Linked DNA regions of Homo sapiens: all the other regions are linked to region 3. Evidence: chromatin contacts called from ENCODE Hi-C or POLR2A ChIA-PET data. All regions are on one chromosome and are shown on one strand. Each heading gives the region's core, a stretch centred on a gene start or an enhancer-like site at or near the end of the contact. The rest is flanking DNA. Distances are from core to core; before and after follow the strand shown. Region 1 has its middle 19 kb from the start of CXCR4. Region 2 has its middle 270 kb from the start of CXCR4. Region 3 holds the start of CCNT2-AS1 (CCNT2 antisense RNA 1). Region 4 has its middle 60 kb from the start of CXCR4.

The links. A loop is a pair of places that touch in the nucleus more often than their neighbours do. ChIA-PET counts read pairs that join two places held with the same protein, here RNA polymerase II (POLR2A). Pooled maps may share reads with other maps.
Region 1: a loop to region 3 is called in a map of CD4-positive, alpha-beta memory T cell, with 31 times the contacts of the local background. The contact joins the enhancer-like site here to the promoter of CCNT2-AS1 in region 3. A Hi-C loop is called at or near these places in 1 of 168 maps with a recorded cell type or tissue (CD4-positive, alpha-beta memory T cell), 2 of 37 single-sample maps with no recorded cell type and 12 of 50 pooled maps. POLR2A ChIA-PET finds 5 or more read pairs at or near these places in 1 of 52 experiments (T-cell).
Region 2: a loop to region 3 is called in a pooled map, with 6 times the contacts of the local background. The contact joins the enhancer-like site here to the promoter of CCNT2-AS1 in region 3. A Hi-C loop is called at or near these places in 2 of 37 single-sample maps with no recorded cell type and 13 of 50 pooled maps.
Region 4: a loop to region 3 is called in a map of naive thymus-derived CD4-positive, alpha-beta T cell, with 5 times the contacts of the local background. The contact joins the enhancer-like site here to the promoter of CCNT2-AS1 in region 3. A Hi-C loop is called at or near these places in 2 of 168 maps with a recorded cell type or tissue (both naive thymus-derived CD4-positive, alpha-beta T cell), 1 of 37 single-sample maps with no recorded cell type and 7 of 50 pooled maps.

The regions. Positions count from the first base shown.
Region 1 is chr2:136,135,310-136,138,009 of GRCh38, forward strand. No RefSeq gene overlaps it. Among named protein-coding and RNA genes, the nearest start is that of CXCR4, 19 kb to the left of the region's middle. RefSeq lists an enhancer at 1,319-1,368. Within about 2 kb of position 1,327, at least 16 of the 41 ENCODE cell types and tissues checked have a DNase peak (open chromatin) inside an H3K27ac peak, as active enhancers do.
Region 2 is chr2:136,388,621-136,391,320 of GRCh38, forward strand. It overlaps the pseudogene RN7SKP141. Among named protein-coding and RNA genes, the nearest start is that of CXCR4, 270 kb to the left of the region's middle. Within about 2 kb of position 1,336, at least 2 of the 41 ENCODE cell types and tissues checked have a DNase peak (open chromatin) inside an H3K27ac peak, as active enhancers do.
Region 3 is chr2:134,917,252-134,919,951 of GRCh38, forward strand. It overlaps CCNT2-AS1 (CCNT2 antisense RNA 1), which reads right to left and starts at 1,355. Exons shown (of 5, transcript NR_036549.1): 1 at 1,312-1,355. CCNT2 (cyclin T2) reads left to right here and starts at 1,571. Exons shown (of 9, transcript NM_058241.3): 1 at 1,571-1,761; 2 at 2,559-2,640. The coding sequence starts at 1,604. RefSeq lists enhancers at 481-530, 540-1,213, 1,291-1,450, 1,601-1,870, 2,081-2,170 and a silencer at 1,211-1,280.
Region 4 is chr2:136,056,474-136,059,173 of GRCh38, forward strand. No RefSeq gene overlaps it. Among named protein-coding and RNA genes, the nearest start is that of CXCR4, 60 kb to the right of the region's middle. Within about 2 kb of position 1,443, at least 2 of the 41 ENCODE cell types and tissues checked have a DNase peak (open chromatin) inside an H3K27ac peak, as active enhancers do.

The sequences.
Region 1 (2,700 bases), core at 77-2,576, 1.2 Mb after region 3:
TGCTGAGCACTCTGTCCCAGGCACCAGACATAGGGATAAAGGCAGTGCACAAGGCCGACCAGGAACCTGTCCTCATGGAGCTCACAAGGATCCAGACAAGTGCACCTGCACTTATAGTTCAACCTAAACCAAACGTGGAAGGCTTTCCAAAAGAGATGACCTCAAAACTAAGACAAAACAAGTAAATGGGAGTTAATGAGGTGAAGGGGGTAAAGTGAGGTGTTTTGCTTTTCCTTGCACTCATGGTATGAAGCATCTTCTGGCACTCTGTTTTGCATCAGCTTGTGTTGTTTCTATGCTCAATGTAGGCATGCTGTTTGTTACCTTTAAGGTGCTATAACTCTTTGAGAGCCAGAGAGTGTGGTACTTTTCCACTTATCCTTCTCAAGTTTTAGCACAGTATGGTATAGTTTGCAAGGAAGGAAAGTAGCATTTAAGGAGGGCCCATTGTGTGTCTGTCACTTTGTGTGCAAGAGGTAAAAGCTACTGTGTTACTGAAAGGAATGGGAAGCCATACAGTTAGGGCAGTGCCACAGGCTGGAAATCAGGATAGTGGTTGTATTTTTGTCTCCACTGCTGAGTGGGTGTGTGATTTTGGGTGAATCTCTAAACTTCCTCTGGGCCTGACCTGATTTCCTCATCAGTGGAATGAAGGTATTCCACTCCAGCATCTTCCAGCTCTGTCATCTACTTTTTCCTGTGGCCTTGCAGGCCATCTGGTTGTTGTTGAACTGGTGGGAAGACAACTGCAGAAGTTAGTTCAGGGGTTAAATCTGGAAACCCAATGTGGAAATGAAACCGCAGCCCTGAATACATTAAGTGCTGGGTTAGTTGGAGACTAAGGAAAGAAAGTCCCTGAGGAATGAGCCCATGTGAGCTTTAGCGCCTCTGTGCCCACTACCAGGAGCCCCCAGTGCAAGCTATCAGCCAGGGAGGAACAGTGTTTGCTCGGGCTTTGCTCTGTGGGCATGCAGAGCTTCCACCCGGCAGCATCTACACCTGCGGTCTTGTAACCTAGCTACAGAAATAGCAAGTATGTGCGCAGAAGGCAAGTTGATGAGCTAGACAGTGGGTACAGACACTTACAGCAGAACTTTGGTGCTGAAAACACCTAGTTCAGGACATCATGTACTAACTCAAGGGTGCCTCCCCCTTTTTGTCTCTCTTAAATTTTTCAAAACAGGAAGAAACTTTTCTTCAACTGCAGGCACCAATAACCTATGACCTTCTAGAGAGATCATTTTGGAAACCATCTAAGAAAGCTACCCTCACTGAGGGGATGCTAGTCACTCTTTTCCCCTCTCCCCACAACTCCCCACCCTCCTTTTTTTTTTGTAACTCTGGGCTTCTGGCAACAGTTTGGAAGGTTGGCACAAGGCCATCTGAAACCACAGTGGGGTGTTAGGTAATCTGTTCTCATTAAAATGCTGTTCTGTGGTTTAATTTTCAACGGTTTCTTTGCAGCTTGAAAACACACATACTATATTTTTTGAGGTAAGGAGAGATGGCTGTTACAGAGGCAAAAAGGCGGGAAGATGGGGTACCCCTAAGACACTTCCTGGTATGTTTCCAGAAAAGAAACAGCTGCTTTCATTCTAGAGGGGGCAAATTGAGCCTAAGGCAGCATTTAGGGAGCTTCCTGGACATAACTGACTCTAGGGACAAATGCTTCAAACACATCTGAAAACTCTCCAGATTGAAAGGATCAAATCATATGACCATTCCCCCACTTAGTCATTGAATTGAGCACTTTTATTGACTGTCTACCAAGTGCCAGGCACTGGGAGACATTTCAAATCACACCTGAGGACAGAGAGACAGAAACCACTGCCCAGCAGGAGATCACCACCAGGTGGTTGATGACAAATAGGGCGGTGCAGTACAGTGGGGTAAGCAAGCTGCTTGTTTCTTCTCATCCTCACCTTCATGGAATTCCCACCTTTTGAAGTGTATCAGTGAAGATAGCAAACTAAAGCCCAGGGTTATCATTTCTTTCTAAAAAAGAGAATTGCAACACATTCAAATGCTCTCATTGCCACAAAAAGGCCTTAAGGTTGCCAAGTTTTGAGTTCAAGCTTTAGATGAGTTGCATTCTGTCATGAGCAGCATAACCTCTGTAGGGGTGGTAGGGTGTAACCCCTTTCCTACCCATCATAAGGGTTACAGCCAATACTGCTATAACAAAAGACAGGTTAACAAGAGAAAAACATAGCAAATGTATTAATCAAAGTTTATATGACATAAAAGCCTTCAGAAATGAAGACTCAAAGACCCAGAGAAAGCTGTTTTTATGCTTAGGTTTAATGAAGAATGGACAGCGGGTAGAAATGTGATTGGAGAAAGGGTATGGTGTAATGGTGATAGACTGAGGGGGATATCCAGGGAGGCTGTCTGTTCAAATTCTTCTTGGCCTCTCTGTGCAGCATTCCCTCCTCCCAGGTATGGGGGCAGGACCCTCCGGAATGAAGGTCTTCAAAGGAGAAGGGAGAGAGTGACCTTTCTGGTTTTATGGCTTGCTTTAAGGGAGAGGGGTTCTATTTTCTATGATCTGCCGTGGGGAAGGAGAATTCTAGTTTGTATGGCTCACTTTGGGGGAGAAATGAAGAGAGGTGGAAGACAGGAGGGGAGAAGAAGGTCAGAAAGACTTTGCTTCTGAGGTCTTCCAATCTCCTTTAGTTCAAAGTACTCAGCGTGCCCAAG
Region 2 (2,700 bases), core at 86-2,585, 1.5 Mb after region 3:
GCAAAGTTGAAAACAATAGGTGGCAGCGACAGATATCCTCACATTCTAAACAGAGGCACCAAACTCTCTACATGCAGGACCTGCTAAAAGAACATCCCCATGGAATCTAGCCCATCACCACCTCCAGGTGATAAGTGAGAGAAGGGAAGAGTTGGAGAGAGATGGGAGAGTAAGAATTTCTTTTGGAGTGGGGGTTATTGGGTTCTTCCTTCCTACCTTAAACCAAGAGAGAAGGGTCTTTAAGATTGCCTCTAAGAAAAATGATGGTCTTTGCCAGAAGGAGATTGGCACATGTTTCTCCTTTAGGTACCACAACCCTGGGATGTCTTTTTCATGAATGATGCTTGTGTTTTTCTCTGAGATCTTGGATTCTGGATCTATGATTCCTATTTCACCTTTCTTTTTAAGATGACAACTGATTTAGACTCCTTTCCTGAAGTGTACACAGTAACCTAATTTCTCTTCCATGATATGGAACAATAGCTCCCTGTACGTGTATCACATCCACTGAAGACTTTTGCTTTATAAGTTTAGGTAGGCTATGCCAGATCTCTGGGGATAAGGGGCACTAGGCTTTTCCTCAACCCCAAGAACTCATTCTCAAATCCTTCTCCAATCAAAATGATATCCCCTTTTCCTCTGTCACTCCCTCATCCTTACTAAGCCATGCTTACTAGTGTCCCCACTGTTGATTCTTTCTCCAGTCCAAGGAAGGCCAAGAACATTTTCTCTCTGGTTCCAATTTGATCAGTAGTTGGTAGTGGGTGCCACAATGTTATAAAGAATTAGGTTTTTATAGGGGACACACTATGGTTATTCCTCACATCCATTCCAGCCCAGATGGATGAGTCTATCATCTCCTTCCCTGGGCCAGTGGCTAACTGAGGAAAGGGCAACAACCTGACTTTGAACACTGAGATGTCAGGAGAAGCCTGCTGGTGGTTTCTGGGAAAGTTCAGTTTTCTCCTACAGGTAGAGAAAGATTATCTCTCTGGACCTTGTCTTCCTGGATATGATTTCTGCTGTAGCCATCTTTCAATCAGGTTAAAGATGAAGCCAATTTTGAGGATGAAACAAGAGACAGATGGAGAGAAACCAGGTCCTTGATGACTTAATTTAGCCCCCAAATCAACTAACCCTAAAGTTCGCTCTTCTTCTGACCTTCCTAAATTCCTGTTACGCGAGACAGTGCATTTCCATGTTGTTTAACCCAATTTGAGTCGAGGTTTCTGTTGTGTGCAGCTGAAGTCAAACTAACTGATATAATGTCCCAAGTCATGTCGAATTGGTGGGAAAGGGTGCTGTGATCCATTAGCTATGTCTGTCAAAGGTGGGGGTTTCAACCTTTGCCAGCCTGTGCTCTTTAGTTCCTTATTTGCATCTTGTGCAGGGGTTATCTACGGGGTTTGTTTTGCTTTCATTACTACCCAGATTAGTGCTTTTAATGTGCAGACAGTGGTTATAACATAAAATACCCTTATTTGTATGTCTCAGTCTGTGCTTCAGCTTCCTGAGCTGCCCAACCCATTCTGCACCTCATTTCTTCTGTTCTTTTTGACTCCCCTGGTTACTAAAGTGTTGTTTATTCCATTCTTACGACTTTCTCACTTGCCTGATGCTGAGATTTAAAAATTCACCTGGAGATAGACCAGGAACACAGCACACTGCAGCCTATTTGAAGCATCAGATGGGTGGTGCTGACGATATCTTATATGAGGCTGATCTGGCCTGCTGTATGTGTGACCCCATCAATTGCTGGCTGATCCGAAGGGCTAGCGTCTCCTTCATCTGGTCTTCATTGAGCTGTGGACAGCCCTCCAAAAGCTGAATGCTCTGTCAAGAAGGATGCCCTTCCCAGACAGGAAGAGCTGTTCTTTGGTCAAAGGTATACAGGTGGTATACTGATGATGTGAAGAAACACAACTTTTGGGCTGACACTGTTCTATGAGCTTTTCTTAATTTCTGGAGTGTGCAAAGCATTATCTAGGTCTATAAACAAGAATAATAAGAGGAAACAATGGGGCTGCCATTTCCCAGCTCTCTTTTTTTTTCTTTTAAACTTGGAAACAAGCTGCAGGGTCTCAAATCCAGCGTTCCTTGTAAATTCTGAAAATAAAAATGGACGGTGCACACAGGTATGGCTTGTGGAAGAATTAATGGAACCCTCAGCAATAGACTCTCATTCTTTTTTTCTGTTTGCTAATTGATTAAAAATATGTATATGCATTGCAAAGCTCATGTATTGATCAAGAGAAGAGTGAAAAGGATAGCTTCTCTAATTAAGACTGATTGGAGCTGTGAAAGTTTAATTAATTGGATGCATGTCACTTCATTTCCATGTTATGTTGTGCACAGCACTCTGTTTTCATAATTACCGTGTTGTGTTGGGGTGGCGGGTGTCTCTCTAATTAACAGTCTGGGGGAAAAGTGATGTATGGTCCTGCTGAGCAGACAGAGTGGGTGGAAAGAGAGGACCCAACCAGAATCCACAGGCTCTGTCCCCGTGGCCTGATTCTCAACCATTTCCCTTACCCTTTGTTCAGTAAACGAGGTTTTGGTGGATGTTCCCAGAGACTGCTGTTTATGTATTTGTTCCTCAGGTTTCTCCATCAGGAGACAGGGAGGCTGGATGACACTTCCAGGGATTGGAAGGTGAAATGCCCACTGGTTGAGAACCACTCCAACAGCTTTCTCCTTAGA
Region 3 (2,700 bases), core at 105-2,604:
GTGCTGGGATTACAGCCGGGAAACACTGCACCTGGCCAAGGGTTTGCACTTTTAAAATGTTGCTTTAAATCAATCTATTCCAGAAATTGTAAGCAACATAAAACGTAAAGCAAGGGAAGTGAGTATGAAATAGCAACTGTTACAAAAACTGCCTACTATAATCAATATTCTTGTGCAATGCAGTATGCTGAGCGTGGGAGCCCCATAACAATCACTTGCCTCCATGGTCTTTGGCAAATAGATATTACTTTATTTTTTATTTTCGAGACAAGGTCTTGCACTATCGCCCAAGCTGGGGTGCAGCAGCGAGATCTAGCTCACCGCAGCCTCCACCTCCTGGGCTCAAGCCATCCTCCCACTTCAGCCTCGGGAGTAGCTGGGACTACAGGCGCGCCACCAAACCTGGCTAATTTTTGTATTTTTGGTAGAGACGGGGTATCGCCATGTTGCCCTTGCCCTCGAACTCCTGACCTCAAGTGATCGGCCCACTGGACCTCCCCAAGTGCTGAGATTACAGGCGTGAGCCACCGTGCCCGGCCTCCAAATAGTTAAGACTTTAAACTTAGAAACCCTATTCACAACACAAACTCCGAGTGAAGCTCAGTGGCATTTTCTTACAGGAAGAAATACAGGAGTTAATCAACAGGTATGTGGGATGTTCCCACATCAAATCCTAAAGATAAAATTTTAACTCAGTTCCTCCTGCACTATCTGATTCTCCCCAACCTTGTCTCGCAGAAACCACAGCGCAGCCTGAAAACACGCCCCGTCTAGATTCAACACCTCATTTAGAAATTCAATTTCTCGTTGCTAGTTGGATAGCGTTTGCCAAGTAATTTGAAAAAATAAAAATAAACCAAGTGGTCTGGGATTTAAACAAGATAATGTAGGGTGAAAAAAGCACTCAGGTGCGGACAGCCATGGAGCGTGACTTCCTGTGCACTCTTTCCCCGCCAGCTCAACGCCAGAGCCGCGCGCTAGGCGGAGACTGTTGGTGGCGGAGGCCGGAGTCGCACGCCTACGAGACTGCGCGGACCCGCCCAAAAGGAAAATGGAAGTAGTGGCGTGAGGCTGCGACAGTGAAGGTTATTTTTCTCTTTTTAAAGGGCCGCTAGACCTCCCGTCTAAAGGAAGCGCCCGACGGGCCTCCGAAGTACACGCCCAGGCCCCCACAGCGCAGCCGCCCGACCGCCTCTCTTCACACCGGCCAGAGTCCACCCTCTCCCACTTTCCCCTCCCCTCCCCTCCCCGCCCCTTCCCTCCCCACCCCTTCGCCCCGCCAACCCTAGACCCGGCATGCGCTGCGCCGACCTTTTCCTTCCGAGCCGACCTCTCCACCTTCGGCGCCTCCCAATGACAAGCGGCGCGGAGCATTGTGGTCCCGTGCGCAAGAGCGAGGCCGAGGGCAGAAAAAGAAAGCAAAAGACTAGGGCGAGTCGGTAGAGCGGGCCCCGCGCATGCGCAAGGGCGGAGGCGGTGGTGAAAAAGGGTGGTGCGTGGTCTACGGCGAGCGGAGTGGGGCGGGGTCGCGCGCCTTGGCGGGGAGTCCGCGAGCCAGGAGGGGCGGGGGGTGAATGAAGGAGCGGGCGGAGGAGGAAGTGTCATGGCGTCGGGCCGTGGAGCTTCTTCTCGCTGGTTCTTTACTCGGGAACAGCTGGAGAACACGCCGAGCCGCCGCTGCGGAGTGGAGGCGGATAAAGAGCTCTCGTGCCGCCAGCAGGCGGCCAACCTCATCCAGGAGATGGGACAGCGTCTCAATGTGTATCCTTTTCTGTTCGCCGCCGCTCACGCCCTGTTTCCCTTGCCCGGTCGCCGGGCCTGGTGCCCCGCGAACATGGCGCCGCCGGCCTCGGCCTTCGCTGGGCCTCGGCGCCGCGGTCAGGGAAGTAATGTTCCGGCTCGGGCAGTCGCGAGGGGTCAGCAGAGGAAGGGAGGAGGAGATAGGACCCCAGGAATGCGGGCCAGGAGCCTGCGTTGTGTAATCTGTTTGGGGCAGCGCGTGGTGGTGGCGGCGGGGGTTGGGAGTGTGGCTCAGGCGAAAGAGGAATTTTAGGGATTATTGCAGAAAAGGGGCGGCTCCCTGGACTTGTCCCTGACCCCGAAGGGTTTGAGAGGTAGGAGGGTTAGCGATGCTGAAAGGCCTAAGTGTTTGCCGCAGCCTTTCCCGGCTCTCGTCGCCGGCTTGATGGCGGCTCTCTTCTACCTTGGGAGCGTACTGGAGTTCTTTATGTTCTTGGCGTGGTTTTGTATGGGTGTGTGCGCGCGCGTTTCAACTGTTTCATTTTGAGTTTAGTTAGTCGTAGCCATTGATAAATAGTTCCAGGGCCCTCAGCGCTGTTAGAGTGAAAAGATCAGCAGTTCTTATTCCCATTTATTTGGCGTCAAGCCTATTCTCTTCCTGCCGCCCCACCCCCCGCGGGCATTTATTTCTTTATTTCCAGTTTGGGGTTTGGATTTGAATGGGAGGTATTGGAAAAGAACCTGGGAATTTTCCATCAAAATTGTTCTGGGAATGAGATCTTGCTTTTGTCAGATATTTCCTAAATATTACGTTCCAGCTCTCAGCTTACAATAAACACTGCGATTGTTTATATGCACAGGTTTTATATGCACCATTCTTTCACCAAATTCAACAAAAATGTAAGTACTAGTTGTCTGTTTTTACTGTCCGCAAATTTGAGGGTAAATCGATACGCAGAA
Region 4 (2,700 bases), core at 193-2,692, 1.1 Mb after region 3:
GATTCTTTTCCGAGGCATAACGGGTGATATGTAGGAGAAGACATGCTAAAGCTCCATTTCTTTTCGGTTGTAAAATGAGTCACCTTTTCTAAGAAGTGTTACATAAACCAGGTTTGGTTCATTTGAGCACGGTGTGGTATATAAGAAATAGAATTTGCTTTATTTTAAACCGTTTTTTTTTAACCAATTGGTAGTTGTTTAACAAAGCTTTTTAATATTTGATGTGAAGCAAAAACCAATGAAAGTCTATAAAAAATAATCCCAATATGATGACTCAGTAGCTCTCATTCTATTTGAAAGTGATCTGCACTTGGCAGGGGGTGGTGGGGGGAATGAAATCAGAAGGATTACAAGGGAGCTTCAATTAGATCTGTAACATCTTATTTTTTAAAATAAAAGAGAGCAAAAAGGCATAATACTAACATTTATTTAATCTGGGCACTATTAGATTATTTCCTTTGCTATTCTGCATGTTTGAAAAATTTTATTTTTCATCTAAAGAAATGTAGCCTTCAGCTCATTTTCCTCTCACCATATAGCTAACTTTACACTATATTCCTGCTCCCTACCCCCACTTTGGTTCCACAGATCTCTTCATCCCTTCTAGAAACAGTAGAATGTTTTGCATCTGTCTCTTTGGGGATTTCCACTTCAGCCTGACCAGTTTCGGTAAATGCTAACTCCATTTTTCCTTTCATCTCAGCCAGCACACTTTGTAGCGACTATTCACAGGTCTTCTGAGGGTGATATATCTGCGCCCCAGTGTCACAGCAGACACAAAATCTAGTAAAAATGAAATTTCAAGGGTGGCCTTGATCAGTATGAGTGTCAACACTAGGGACAGCAGTGGATAAGTGTGGGTAGAAGCATTGAGGGAGTGAGACAAAGGTGGAGATGAGGAAAATGTCACAAAAGGGCAGAGGCTGACAGTGGGGGCACTTGGCAGCCAGTTTCAGGTCTACCCCTGTTGCCTCGGAGATGGGAAGGCAAGTAGGAGGCAATGTGTTGATTGTATAAGAGCTTGTCAGATGACTTGTTAGCCCAGCTGGCCATCTACCTGATGCTGACTTGGGTCAACATGCAACTAGAACTTGGTTTCTGTAGAGGAATAAGGTCCCCTGAGTTGCAAGACTGTAGGAATAGCTCTACCGTGCTGGCAAATCTGTAACTAGCAATGAGTCCAGTGGGTCCTACCAAATGCTTATCGACTAATTAGATGACTGATTTAGTCTGTTTTGTACAGCTACAAAAGAAATACCACAGATTGGGTGATTCATAATGAATAGATATTTATTGGCTTTTGGTTCTAGGGGCTGAAAATTCCATTATTGAGGGGCTGGCATCCGGTAAGGGCCTTCTTGCTGCATTATCCATGGTGAAAGGGCAAAGAGAGGGAGGCAGTGAGGGAGGGAAGGATAGAGAGAGAAAGAAAGAGGAAGATGTGCAAAATAGAGCTGAACTTCTCCTTTTATAAGGAACCTACTCCCATGACAATGGCACTAATTCATTCAGGAGGGCAGAGCCCTCATGGCCTAATCCCCTCTTAAAGCACCCACCTCTTAATACTGTTACAATTGCAATTAAATTTTAACATGAGTTTTGGAGGGGACAAATGTTCAAACTATAGCAATGACCATTGTCAGTGCTGATGCCACCCATAAATACTAAAATTGATAGTAGCATTTTAGTATATATAGACTTATTTATGTCCCTGTTTCCCCTGTTGCACAGACTGACTAGGGGCTGTGCTCCCTGGCTGAAATGTTAGGACCTGTGGAAGCATGCTTTAAAGCTTGTCTTTCCCCCTTCACCAGATCAGTTTTCCATTGAGTTCTCATGGTGAATCCTTTTTAAAATGTAAGGTCCTGAAAGAAAGAATCCATGTGTTCTCAAGTTCTTGTATGCCCTGCCAGGACCTGTGGGCTTTCAACAAAAGTCATTTGAGGAGTTCCATTAGGTTGGCAGATACAAAAAACAGCTGTGCTTTCCAGAGAGAGAAATCTATGACTGCTGAAATCTGCTATCTTTGACTCTGCCTTTGCCTTTTATCTTTTCCTTTAGATAACAGGCTTTACTGTTTTGCATTTTACAGTCATATAAACTAATTCAGGATCACCCTTTGGCTGTTTTGCCATCTCAATGCACTCAATTTGAGTTGCTCCCTTAAAATAGCTGGCTTCCAATTCTTTAATCATGAATTCCAAATGACATCTTAAACTTGCTTGAGAAAAAGTTGAAAAGGACATTTTTGGAAATGTACAAATTGTTACTTATTGATTTACTTTTATTCAATAAAAATATGAGAGGCCGTGCCTTGGCTGATCCTGATCAGTTGCTTACCCATCTCTCTCTCTTCCTCAGTTTCTTTCTATGCAAAATAGAGCCAGTAATGGTACTTATAGCTTGCCATAGAGATTAAAGGTTTAACATAAAACACTTTCCCTTAAGAATATGACCATCTAGTTGGGGAGATGTTGACTATAAATAGATGTTAAATAAGGAAACAAAGCTGAGTTGCTAAGTGAGTATATGGATGGCAAATGCTCTGGAGCAGTTAGCCCTTCTCTCTAGCTGAGTAATGATTTCTCCATGAAGTCCTGTCCTTGTTCTACTGTCAGACTAGGTGGAGCCTCCTGCAGAGCTTCCACTGGCTGGCTGGACTCCCAGCTCATCCAAAGACCCCACCTGTTCCCAGTTCTG